Regions from separate parts of the Homo sapiens genome. Here all the other regions are linked to region 2. A link is a contact called in ENCODE Hi-C or POLR2A ChIA-PET data. All regions are on one chromosome and are shown on one strand. Each heading gives the region's core, a stretch centred on a gene start or an enhancer-like site at or near the end of the contact. The rest is flanking DNA. Distances are from core to core; before and after follow the strand shown.

Region 1 (3,417 bases), core at 585-3,084, 620 kb after region 2:
GTAGAGACAGGTTGTGTCATGTTGCCCAGGCTGGTTGGTCTCAAATTCCTGAGCTCAAGTGATCCTCTCACCTTGGCCTCCCAAAGTGTTGGGATTACAGGTGTGAGCCACCATGCCCAACCTTGGAAACATATTTTAATCATAAATGTGGGAAATTAACATGCTCAACTGTCAAGATTTGGTGTAATGGTCTTTTAAGGGTGGTGCCACTGCTGCATTTGAAGGCATTCTCGGTCACTTTCAGAACTTTTTCATTTTCTTCAGCGTGTGAGGAAGTCACTTCTATTTCTGATCCCATTGGATCCTTCCAACGACTTCAGGTCCACTCAATACTGACTACCAGTGAACCATCTTCAACTACAGTGCTAGAAGCCTGACTGTCCTCCTCTCCTCAGCCTAAGTTCTTCTTATCTGTCTCTGAAGGACCTTCCTCTGGACTTGAGACACACTGGAAGAGAAGGTAGTTTCTGATATTCCTTTCCTCTTTTGGCCAACTACTTTGTCTGGCTCCATTTTCATGCAGTAAATTCACTAATTGTTAAAGGCAGATGGAGCTCCAGCAACTCTATTACAGAACTGGGTTTTCCATTCTACTGAGCTTGTTCACAGACACAACTTTCTCAGGAGCCAGTGTGTCTTCATCTCCCCCTTTCAACATCTACAGCCTCAGATTACCTTCTAAGGCTCCATTTATTGTCAGGCCACAATTTCTAGGATTCTAACAATGAAGACAAACTCTGATACACAATTCACATCTTTCTTAGCTCCCGTTTCCAGTTCTCTTCTCCATTGCAAACAAAAACAAAAACCCCAAACAAACCACAAAACCTGTTTCCAAGTTCAGTGGGACACTCTTCCCAACGCACCCTGACTTCAGGTATGTAAGAGTTAAGAAACAAGAAAGAAACACGAAAAGCAGCTTAACAATCAAAGACAGGTTTATTTTGGAGAATAAACCTGAGAGGGGCTTCTTGTCGATTTTGGTCAGGAGCGTTTTCTCTTACACACTAAGGGTGTTTAAGGGTTTACGAAGCGGTGAGCTTATTGCAGGTTCGTAATGTTTCTGTATGAGGGAAAGTTTATTGCAGGGTTGGAAAGTCTCTGGCCGGAGGGGAGGCTATCTCTGGGTTGGCATGTTTCTGGTTGGAAGTGGGTTTATCTTAGGGTTGGAATGTTTCTGGTTATGCTGACATTAGCCATTAGGCTGATGTTTTTGGGTTGGATTTAGGCAGTTTCTTAATCAAGGGGAACTTAAAATGGTGGCAGTTGTCCAAGATGGCAATGCTCCTGCTGTCAGGGTAGGCCTTGGGAAGACACCAGGTGTCTTTGTAAACTTAGGTTTCCCCTGTACCAAGCACAGTGCTGACTGCATTACATGGGTTTTTCTTTTTACTATTCGTGACAACCTTCTGAGGTAGGTATCATTACTGTCCCCATTTACAGATGAGACAACTGAGGCTTAGGTAGGCTGTCACTCATCCACAGCCACAGAGCTACTATGGAGGGAACCCCATTTGTTCCTAAACTGCGATTAAAAATAAAAGTGGGGGGAGACAGGCCAAGAAAAAAAACACGAAAAGGGTTGAAAAGCAGCAAAAGAAAAGTAAGCAGTCAGGCGGAAACGGCCCCTTTCCTGCCTCCTTCCCGCCCGGCGCTGGGCCTTGCGCAGGGCCCGGACGCCCCCAAGCGGCCACCTCTCTGCAGCTGACGCTTCCGGCTACAGGCTGGCGTCACTAGCGAGCGCCCTGCGTAGGCACCGGCTCCTGAGCCCGTGCTTCGGGTGAGGGGGCGGGTCTTCCGGCCCTCTCGAAAATCATTTCCGGCATGAGCCGGAAGACCGTCCCGGATGGCCTCGGGGACTGCCAGTGTGTGGAGGTGAGCTCCGGGATTGCCGGCATTCCCGCTTCTGCTGGTTGCTTCATGCTGCAGGCTGCGGCCGTCAGCCCTCGCTCGCATTGGTGGCGCTGAGGTGCCGGGGCAGCAAGTGACATGTCGTCGGGCCTCCGCGCCGCTGACTTCCCCCGCTGGAAGCGCCACATCTCGGAGCAACTGAGGCGCCGGGACCGGCTGCAGAGACAGGCGTTCGAGGAGATCATCCTGCAGTGTGAGCGGCGCCGGTGCGGGCTGGGAGTGGGGCGGGCGGGCCCCGCGGAGGCATGCGGGGCGTCAGCGGGAACCTGAGGCCGAGTCCCTGGCGCCGCCCGCACGCATGGCGGCCGCCCCGGGTAACCCGCGCTTGGGACGCCGCACGCCTTTTAAATGTTTTTTCTAACCTGCGTTTTATCTTTGGAGGATTTTCCCTATTAAATTGTACGATCTTTGTGGGGAGGCACAGTTCGTGTTTGTATTTGTAAATCCCAGTAGCTCATACAATGCTTATGCACTTAAATAGGTCCCAGAAACATCCCATCTATGGGGTCATGTTAATGAAACGGTCGTTGACTTTCAGTCGCAGAATTAACATTGCCTTCTCAATGCACTGGAACGGGTGGCCTTTGATTCCTCAAACTTACTTCCCTTACTCCACCTTGGTGGTTTTTTTTGCGGGGAAACGGGATAGGGGATCAGGGTCTTGCTGTGTCGCCGAGCCTGGAGTGCAGTGGCGGAGATCACGGCTCACTGCAGTCTCAAACTCCCAGGATCAAGTGATCCTCCCACCTAAGCCTCCCGAGTAGCTGGGATTACAGACGCGCTTCACCACGGTCGGCTAATTTTTTTAAAAAAAAATTTTTTGGAACGAGGTCTCACTGTGTTTCCCAGGCTGGTCTCCAACTCCTGCGCTCAAACGATCTTCCCACCTCGGCCTCCCAAAGTGCTGGGATTATAGGCGTGAGCCACCGAGCCCGGCCCCACCTTGGTGTTAATATCGTAATATCTTTTAGGCGGGACAGAACCTTTACTGTTACTGAAATCTTCAGTATGAAAGAGGTGGTTTTCTTTCCCCTTACTGCTTGCAGCTTAAGGGTACAAAAATGTTTGTACCTTTACCTAAATTATAATGGTCCTAAGGTGGTTCCATCTGCGTCTGAAAGTAAACCTGACGACTTTCTCAAGTTATGCTGTTGATGATATTCAGAATAATAATTGCTACCTTATATTGCATTCTGATTGTGCAAAATCAGTAGTTCTCAAACTTAGCTCCACATTAGAATCACCTATGGATCTTTAAAAAATTACAAATCCCAAGCCACACCCCAGACCAACTAAATCACAAGTATCACAGTACACAAGTATCAGTGTGTGTGTGTTTGTGTTTGTGTGAGATTAAGCCTAGAACTGCATGCCAAGTTATCAGTGTTTTTTGATGCTTCCCAAATGACTACTGTGCAGACAAATTTTAGTACTGTGGTAAGTATTTGCATGTGTTATTTTATCTTTCCCAAAATTCTGTGTATGAAGCAGGAACTGTTATTGCCA
Region 2 (3,520 bases), core at 95-2,594:
CTTTTCTTTAAAAAACGTATTTTCCTTTATAACTTTTTAAAAATAACATTTTAACCCAGGTCCCCCGCATGCCCTGCACTCGCATGCCAAAGGCTGGTCCCTGGGTCTCAGACAACCATAGTCCAGCGGGGTCACTGACCTGCCCCAGTCATCAGCCCATGGTGGGTCAGAGCAGCGTCGTTCTCAAGTGGGGACAGACCCGTGTTTACAAGATTCTCAACGCCTGGCTGATGTAACAGCGGCATCAGCCTTCCTTGGGGAGAATGACGACTGTATTTGTTTTTACCCTCTTGTTAAAAATGCTGATTTAATTTTCAAGCTTCTTTTCCTTCTTTCCTTTCTTTTTTCCTCCCCCTCTCCCTCCTTCTTCTTCGTTTATTTTTAGAGCCAGGGTCTCACTCTGTCGCCCAGGCTGGAGTGCAGTGGCCTGACCATGGCTCGTTGCAGCCTCGACCTCCCGGGCTCAAGCCATCCTCCTACTTCAGCCTCCTGAGTAGCTGGGACTACAGACGAGCGCCACTATGCCTGGCTGATTTTTTAAAAGTTTTTGTAGAGACAGTCTAACTATGTTGCCCAGTCTGGTCTCGAACTCCTGGGCTCAAAAGATCCTGCCACCAACACCTAAGTGTTGGGATTGCGGATGTGAGTCTCCGCGCCAGGTTTCTTCTCTTTTCTTGTGCGTTTCACGCAAAAAAACCCGAGTCCCTGAAGCTACGCTGCTTTCCTGCCTCTAGGGAAAACGGGAGTTTTTTCTGCTCGTTTGCTCTCTCTCTTTTTTGTTTGCTTATTTGTTTTTAGTATTTTTAGCATGTTTTGGAAACATTTCGTTCCAATGAGTGTTTGAAAAGCAGCTCCCCCGCCCCACGCTCCGGGCGGGCGCCTCCCACTCCCTGACCCCGGGGAGGGTGGGCACCACTCCCAGACGCGGGGGACGCGTGGGTGTCGCTCGGGGGCGCTCGCCTCCCCCACCCAGCCTGTCCCGGGCCGCGAGCGCTTCCAGTCGGGTTACTTCTGGGGGACAAGAAAGGCACCGTCTGAACGGTCGAGACGCTTTTTCCCGCTACGGTTTTCCCCGGAGCTGACAGGGGCAGCAAGGTCGGAGTTGATCCGAGGGTCCCTGCCTGGTCCCGGGGGGACGGTCAGCCTCCCGCCCGGAGCCGCGGGGAGAGGAAGCAGGTCGGGGTCTCCGGGACGCGCAGACACCCAGACACCGGCGGCCTCCTCCCACCAGGCTGGCAGTCGCTGAGCCCTGGCGCCTCCTTAAAGCCGCAGCTCCGCCCCGACCGCCCCGCCCGCCAGTCCGTCCTCAGACCCTCCCAACCGCCGGGTCCCCGCCGCCTCGGCGGAGTGTTGTAGAGCCTCGAGCCTGCGAGGAGCGCGCCGCCCGCCAGCTCCCTGCGTCCCGTCCCGCGTCCCCGCGTTCCCGCGTCCTGCGATCCGCCGCCATGGCCAGTGAGGAGCTGGCGTGCAAGCTGGAGCGCCGGCTGCGGCGCGAGGAGGCCGAGGAGAGTGGCCCCCAGCTGGCTCCCCTCGGCGCCCCAGCCCCGGAGCCCAAGCCCGAGCCCGAGCCTCCCGCCCGTGCGCCCACGGCCAGCGCCGACGCGGAGCTGAGCGCCCAGCTGAGCCGGCGGCTGGACATCAACGAGGGCGCTGCGCGGCCCCGGCGCTGCAGGGTCTTCAACCCCTACACGGAGTTCCCGGAGTTCAGCCGCCGCCTCATCAAGGACCTGGAGAGCATGTTCAAACTGTGAGCTCCCGCTGCGCGCCCTTCGCCCCCGGGACCAGGGAGGGAGCGGGAGGGCTTTCTGGTCCGAAGTCCCGGGCCCTGTTTGTGTGGGGAGGGGTCCCGGGGTGCAGGTAGCATTTGGCCCAACGCAGCCAGATCTTGCGTGCTCGGGTCTATCTCGGCGCGGTGGGGGACGGGGCCGAAGAGGGGGGACACCAGGAGCAGGAGCTCTCCGGGACGGAGCCCAAAAGTTCTCGGCGGCTGCCGGGCCCGAGTTCCAGGTCCCCCAACCCCGACCACTGGTCCCGCCCCCTCCGCCCGCCAGTCCGGAGATTTGCTCCGAAAGCAACTTCTAGGAAAGGGAGCCGTCGCCGCGCCTCACCTGCCAGCTTTCACTGTATCCCCCCAAGGGAAAAATTAGCCCCTGTTGGCCTTTTATCTTTTAAAACAAAAGGGGAAAGTTAATCCTTGGCTGCAGCGCGGGGTCTGATGAATGAGCGGAGGCCGAGAACGGGGAGTTTGGTAAAGTCGTTGTAAGAGATTCAGGACTTTCCTGGAGCAGGCGCGGCCCGGGAGCCTCCTGGGGGCGCGGGGAGGGGGGGCGGTTGTGGGAACCGAACTTGGCCGCTGGCACCGGTCCGGCGGGGGCTCGTTGCGGTCCTGCTCTGTGAGCCCCAGTGCGCGGGGAGCCGCTCACCTGGGGAGACACTGAGCCAGAGGCAGGCGATAGAGACCCACTAGTCCACCTCGTCGCCTGGAACCTCCGGGGATCTCAGTTTCCTCATCTGGAGAGTGGGAGCAGTAACAGTCCCTGCCTTTTAAGGCCGAAAAGTATTTTGCACCCGGTAAGCTCTTAACCGAGCTATTAATATTTCCAGAATTGAGCCGAGACCGGAAAAATGCCTGGGGGAGCTGAGGCCGCCGGCCAGGTCATGCTTGGGCGTTTTTAAAAGCGCATGGAATGTGTTTGCCCTCCGCGTGGAGGTTCTATTTAAAGGCGCTGTGACTGGCGCTGCGTCGCCTGAGCCTCCGCTGCCCCTGCATGGAGGTTTGCAGAGCCGGCACTTGGGAGCCTCCGCCTCCTCTGCCTCCCTGACACCCTGGTTTCTTTGTCTGGCTTCCAGGCACTGATCTGTGGCGTTTTCTGGGTCTAGTTTGGGCAGTTCAGGAAGGCCCAGTGCGCTAAAGAATGCGGCTGGGGCGAAAATGGAAAAGCAATGGGTGAGGCAAGGTTTGTTGGAGCCCTTTGATTTCTCTGGGGTAATGCCTTTCATGGGAAGACTGCCCTGGCCGGGCTGCTCCCAGACCCCACCAGTTCCTCCCAGTCCAGCTGGATTCAGGGGATCTTGGGGAGGGACCTTTATCTTCAAGTTTTCTTGTGGCCACTCAGGCTTCTTTTGTTTTTCCTATAAAACAATCTTTGGAAAGATCAACTTGTAGTTGACTACCTAAGAGTGATAAAAAGAGTCCATATGCTCAGAGGGTCTTGGGAGACGAAGCAAGGTGGCATCTGTGAGCAAACAGGTACTGGACCAGGATCACGCAAAGGGGAGCCGGGCACAGTGGCTTACGGCTGTAATCCCAGCACTCTGGGAGGACGAGGCAGGCGGATCACCTGGGGTCAGGAGTTCAAGACCAGCCTGGCCAACATGGTGAAACCCCATCTCTACTAAAAATCCAAGAATTAGCCGGGAGTGGTGGCGCGGGCCTGTAGTCCCAGCTACTCGGGAGGCTGAGGTGGGAGAATTGCTTGAACCTGGGAGGCAAAGGTTGCAGTGAGCAGAGATCACACCA
Region 3 (3,339 bases), core at 229-2,728, 720 kb after region 2:
TGGGGGGACGGGGGAAGTGTTTTATATTTGTGCTATCCAGCGTGGCAGCTGCTAAGCCACATGCGGCTACTGAGTCCCTGAAATGTGGCTCCTGTGGCTGAGGAACGGAATGCTGAATTCTAACTAATTGAAATTTAAGTAGCCACATGTGGCTAGTGGCTATAGTACCCTGGGGCACCATGGGGCCTTCGGCCTGTCCCGGACTGTTCCTGCCTTAGGCCTTGTCCTCCTCTGTCCTGGCCGTGAGCCCATGCCCCTGGCCGTGTCCCCATGCCAGATGCCACTCTGCAGCCCCAGGTCACTGCCCAGGGCGGCGCGGCCAGCGAATGCCTATTGGCAGGCGAGGTCTCTAGCGGCAGCCCTTTGACAGGGAGAGGGCACACCTGGGCAGTCCCTTACTGATTTGCCCCTCAGAGCAGGGCAGACAGATGGACAGCATTTCCTCTGGGTGGCACCAAGCCCTGCTCCACCTGGATGGCACCAAAAACTTAGCTGATCTCATCTCCAGCTTCGCTTCCTCCTCTTCTGCCCAGAGCAGCGCTGGACCCCACCCGCCCACCATCCAGCAGCCCCCCTGGGAAACATGGGACTCGTTCTGGTCACCTCTGTCTCCCTCCAGTCGCTGGTCACTCCCCACCTGGATCTCAGTCCACGTCTCTATCTCTCAGCCCCTCGGTAATCCAGGGCGTCCACCTGCCCTGATAACTTCAAAGCCCGGATCACAGGCCCCAGCGTGGTGACCCAGCCCCGCCCAGGGTTAAATCCCTCAAGGGCTTCCTGCTGCCTTCCATCCCCTTATCTGGTTTCCAAAGCCCGCTTCGACCTGCCCGCCCCGAGGCTCATATCTTAATGCCATTTTCCTTGCTCTAAGCACCAGCTTCCCTTTCTTCCCCCGTCTTCGCCCAACACTCGTTCTTTCTTGCCTCCAGGCCTTTGCACAAATCTGGTCTCTGCCTAGAACATGGTTCCCTCTCTAGTCACAACTCCTGCTCACATTTTCCATCTCTCCTTAAGAACCGTTTTCTCCAGGAAGCCTTCCCAGATGGAGCGGTGCATCCCAGCTCTGGCGTCCCGAGGCCCGTCCCAGTACCGGGGTCTCTTTCCAGCACGCGCGCGCGCATTCGAGCTCGCCCCAAACTCGGCCACACAAGGCTGGGCAGGACAGACACAGCCCCAGCCTGCCTGAGGTTACCTACATTCTGATGCGGAAGAGTAGAGATGTTTTAAGAAGTGAATATAGAAACAAGAACACAAACGGCGTTCCAGAAATAACACACAGAAGCCACGGCCCGGAGAGGTGGGCGGGGGGCCCGGGACGCTTCAGGTGGGGGCGGGGAGGGGCCGCGCGGCGCCGTCTGCAGCTGCGCGCATGGCCGGCAGGGGGCGCGGCGGGGAGAGGCGGGAGGCCGCCCCCACCGCCCCCGGCCCGGCCCGCCCTCGGCCCCGCCCCTCCCGCCGGCCCCGCCCCGCCCCCGCCCGCGGTGCGCGCGCTGGCCCGGCAGCATGGCGGCGGCGGCGGGCGCCCCTCCGCCGGGTCCCCCGCAACCGCCTCCGCCGCCGCCGCCCGAGGAGTCGTCCGACAGCGAGCCCGAGGCGGAGCCCGGCTCCCCACAGAAGCTCATCCGCAAGGTGTCCACGTCGGGTCAGATCCGACAGAAGGTGAGCCCGCGGCGCGGCGGCCCGGGCGCGCGCCCCTCACGCCGCGGCAGCCCCGGCCGAGGCCCGTGGCCCTGCCCGAGCGGCCGCCCAGGCCCGGCTCGGCCCGGCCCGGGGTCCCGCGGGCGTCACCGCCCCTGTCGAGCGTGCCCCGCCGCTGTAACGGGCCGGCGCCCCGGGCGGAGCGCGCGGCCCCCGACGGACGGCGGGCGGCTGTGGGGCCGGGCGGGGGGCGCGCAGGTGGGCGCCCCGGGCGCCGCGCGCTGGGCGGGGGGCGCGCGCCGAGTTGGGCCGCGAGGACCCGGAGGAAACTGAGGCCTAGATGCAGGGGACTGCGCTCGTGCCACCGAGCGGGTCCCACGCGGGGGCTCCCGGCTGCGCCCCGCGGGCGTCCGCGGTCCCCAAACCCCGGTTCTGCACGTTTCTCAGGAGCGGTCGGGTGGTGTCCCGCGAGTGCCCTGCAGACTTCCCTGTGGTGCCCTCAGAAGTCCGCTCGGACCCGGGTGCGAGGGATCACCCCTTCACCCCTTCATCCCAAAAGGGAAGGAAGGGATGCGCGTTCAGTGACCGTCTCTCTCAGCAAAGCCGGGACCGCGCACCCGCTTGGCACCCAACTCTCCACGGAGAACTCCTGACGCTAAATGTTAGATAAAGACGCACGTCCTTTTTGCAGGAGGAAAGTTGCACCGTTTGTTTTCCCATTGTGCTTCCTATTGAAAACAGCTTACGGTTTTTGCTCCAGGTGAGCCCGCCCGGTTAGAACACTGCTTCCTCAGGCAGGTGGCTGGACAGGTGGCTGCGAGCAGGCTGGGTCCCTGGGGCAGCTCTGGCAGATCCGGTTGGCACGGACTTTCTCCTCCTGCTGCAGTGCGCTTTTCCTCCGGGGCGGATTAGGTTCAGCCGTTCCCTTCACCGTGGGAGCCTTCTCTTCTGTCAGCCTTTGATACCTGCGATGGGGGAACCTGAGGTCCTAACATGTTACAAACAGGTTTGTTGTGAAGTGCTCCAGTTATTCAGCAAATAGGTACCGAACACCTGCTTTGTTCCGGGTATAACAGTAGCAGTAGTGATGATAATGATAGCAATAGCAAATAACAATTCTTTAATAAGCCTTCTATGTGCCAGGCACTTTCTTGGGTTAGCTTTACAGCACTTGACATGGTTAGTTTATTAGTACTGGTGAGAACCCAATAAGTTGGATGCTATCATCTCCGTCTTTTGGAATTGGAATAGAAATAGAATCAAGGTTAAATGACTTGCCCAGGGTGTCACAGGTCGTAAATGTGGATGTGTGTTGGAACCATGGTCAGGACCGTAAGATGGAAGGCAGTTTCTACACCTAGGGATTCTCAGTCTAGTTGGGAGATGGACGCCTGTGCACCTGACATGACAACATTGTAAGTGCCGCGGAAACTCGGGGCAGAGACCTGCCCTGGGGAGGCAGGAGTGGTTTCCTTTAAGGTGAGATCTTGAGGGATAAAGAATTCACCAGGCTAAGTGGGTAAGAAATGGCCTTCTACATATTTGAACCTTGCGTCTAGAGCTTTAGGCACAACTGCGAAATGATCAGAAGTTGGGCCAGAGGTGGATCACGTTGATTAGACTTATTAGTTGGAAGGGTTGGTTAGGGCTGAATTTCGAAGGGGTGGTCCTTTGAGGGGTTTGCTTTTTGGCCTTGGGCAA

What was found. Hi-C counts contacts between places; a loop is a spot of excess contacts on that map. ChIA-PET counts read pairs that join two places held with the same protein, here RNA polymerase II (POLR2A). Pooled maps may share reads with other maps.
Region 1: a loop to region 2 is called in a pooled map, with 2.9 times the contacts of the local background. The contact joins the promoter of ATG16L1 here to the promoter of EFHD1 in region 2. A Hi-C loop is called at or near these places in 3 of 50 pooled maps. POLR2A ChIA-PET finds 5 or more read pairs at or near these places in 4 of 52 experiments (CD4-positive, alpha-beta T cell, activated CD4-positive, alpha-beta T cell, activated CD8-positive, alpha-beta memory T cell and 1 more).
Region 3: a loop to region 2 is called in a pooled map, with 2.1 times the contacts of the local background. The contact joins the promoter of DGKD here to the promoter of EFHD1 in region 2. A Hi-C loop is called at or near these places in 1 of 50 pooled maps. POLR2A ChIA-PET finds 5 or more read pairs at or near these places in 3 of 52 experiments (A673, OCI-LY7 and activated CD4-positive, alpha-beta T cell).

What each region holds. Positions count from the first base shown.
Region 1 is chr2:233,249,839-233,253,255 of GRCh38, forward strand. ATG16L1 (autophagy related 16 like 1) reads left to right here and starts at 1,835. Exons shown (of 18, transcript NM_030803.7): 1 at 1,835-2,104. The coding sequence starts at 1,990. RefSeq lists an enhancer at 1,423-2,122.
Region 2 is chr2:232,632,260-232,635,779 of GRCh38, forward strand. It overlaps EFHD1 (EF-hand domain family member D1), which reads left to right and starts at 1,345. Exons shown (of 4, transcript NM_025202.4): 1 at 1,345-1,747. The coding sequence starts at 1,446. RefSeq lists silencers at 1,383-1,442, 1,520-1,814.
Region 3 is chr2:233,353,016-233,356,354 of GRCh38, forward strand. DGKD (diacylglycerol kinase delta) reads left to right here and starts at 1,479. Exons shown (of 30, transcript NM_152879.3): 1 at 1,479-1,659. The coding sequence starts at 1,504. RefSeq lists enhancers at 929-988, 1,129-1,178 and a silencer at 1,429-1,668.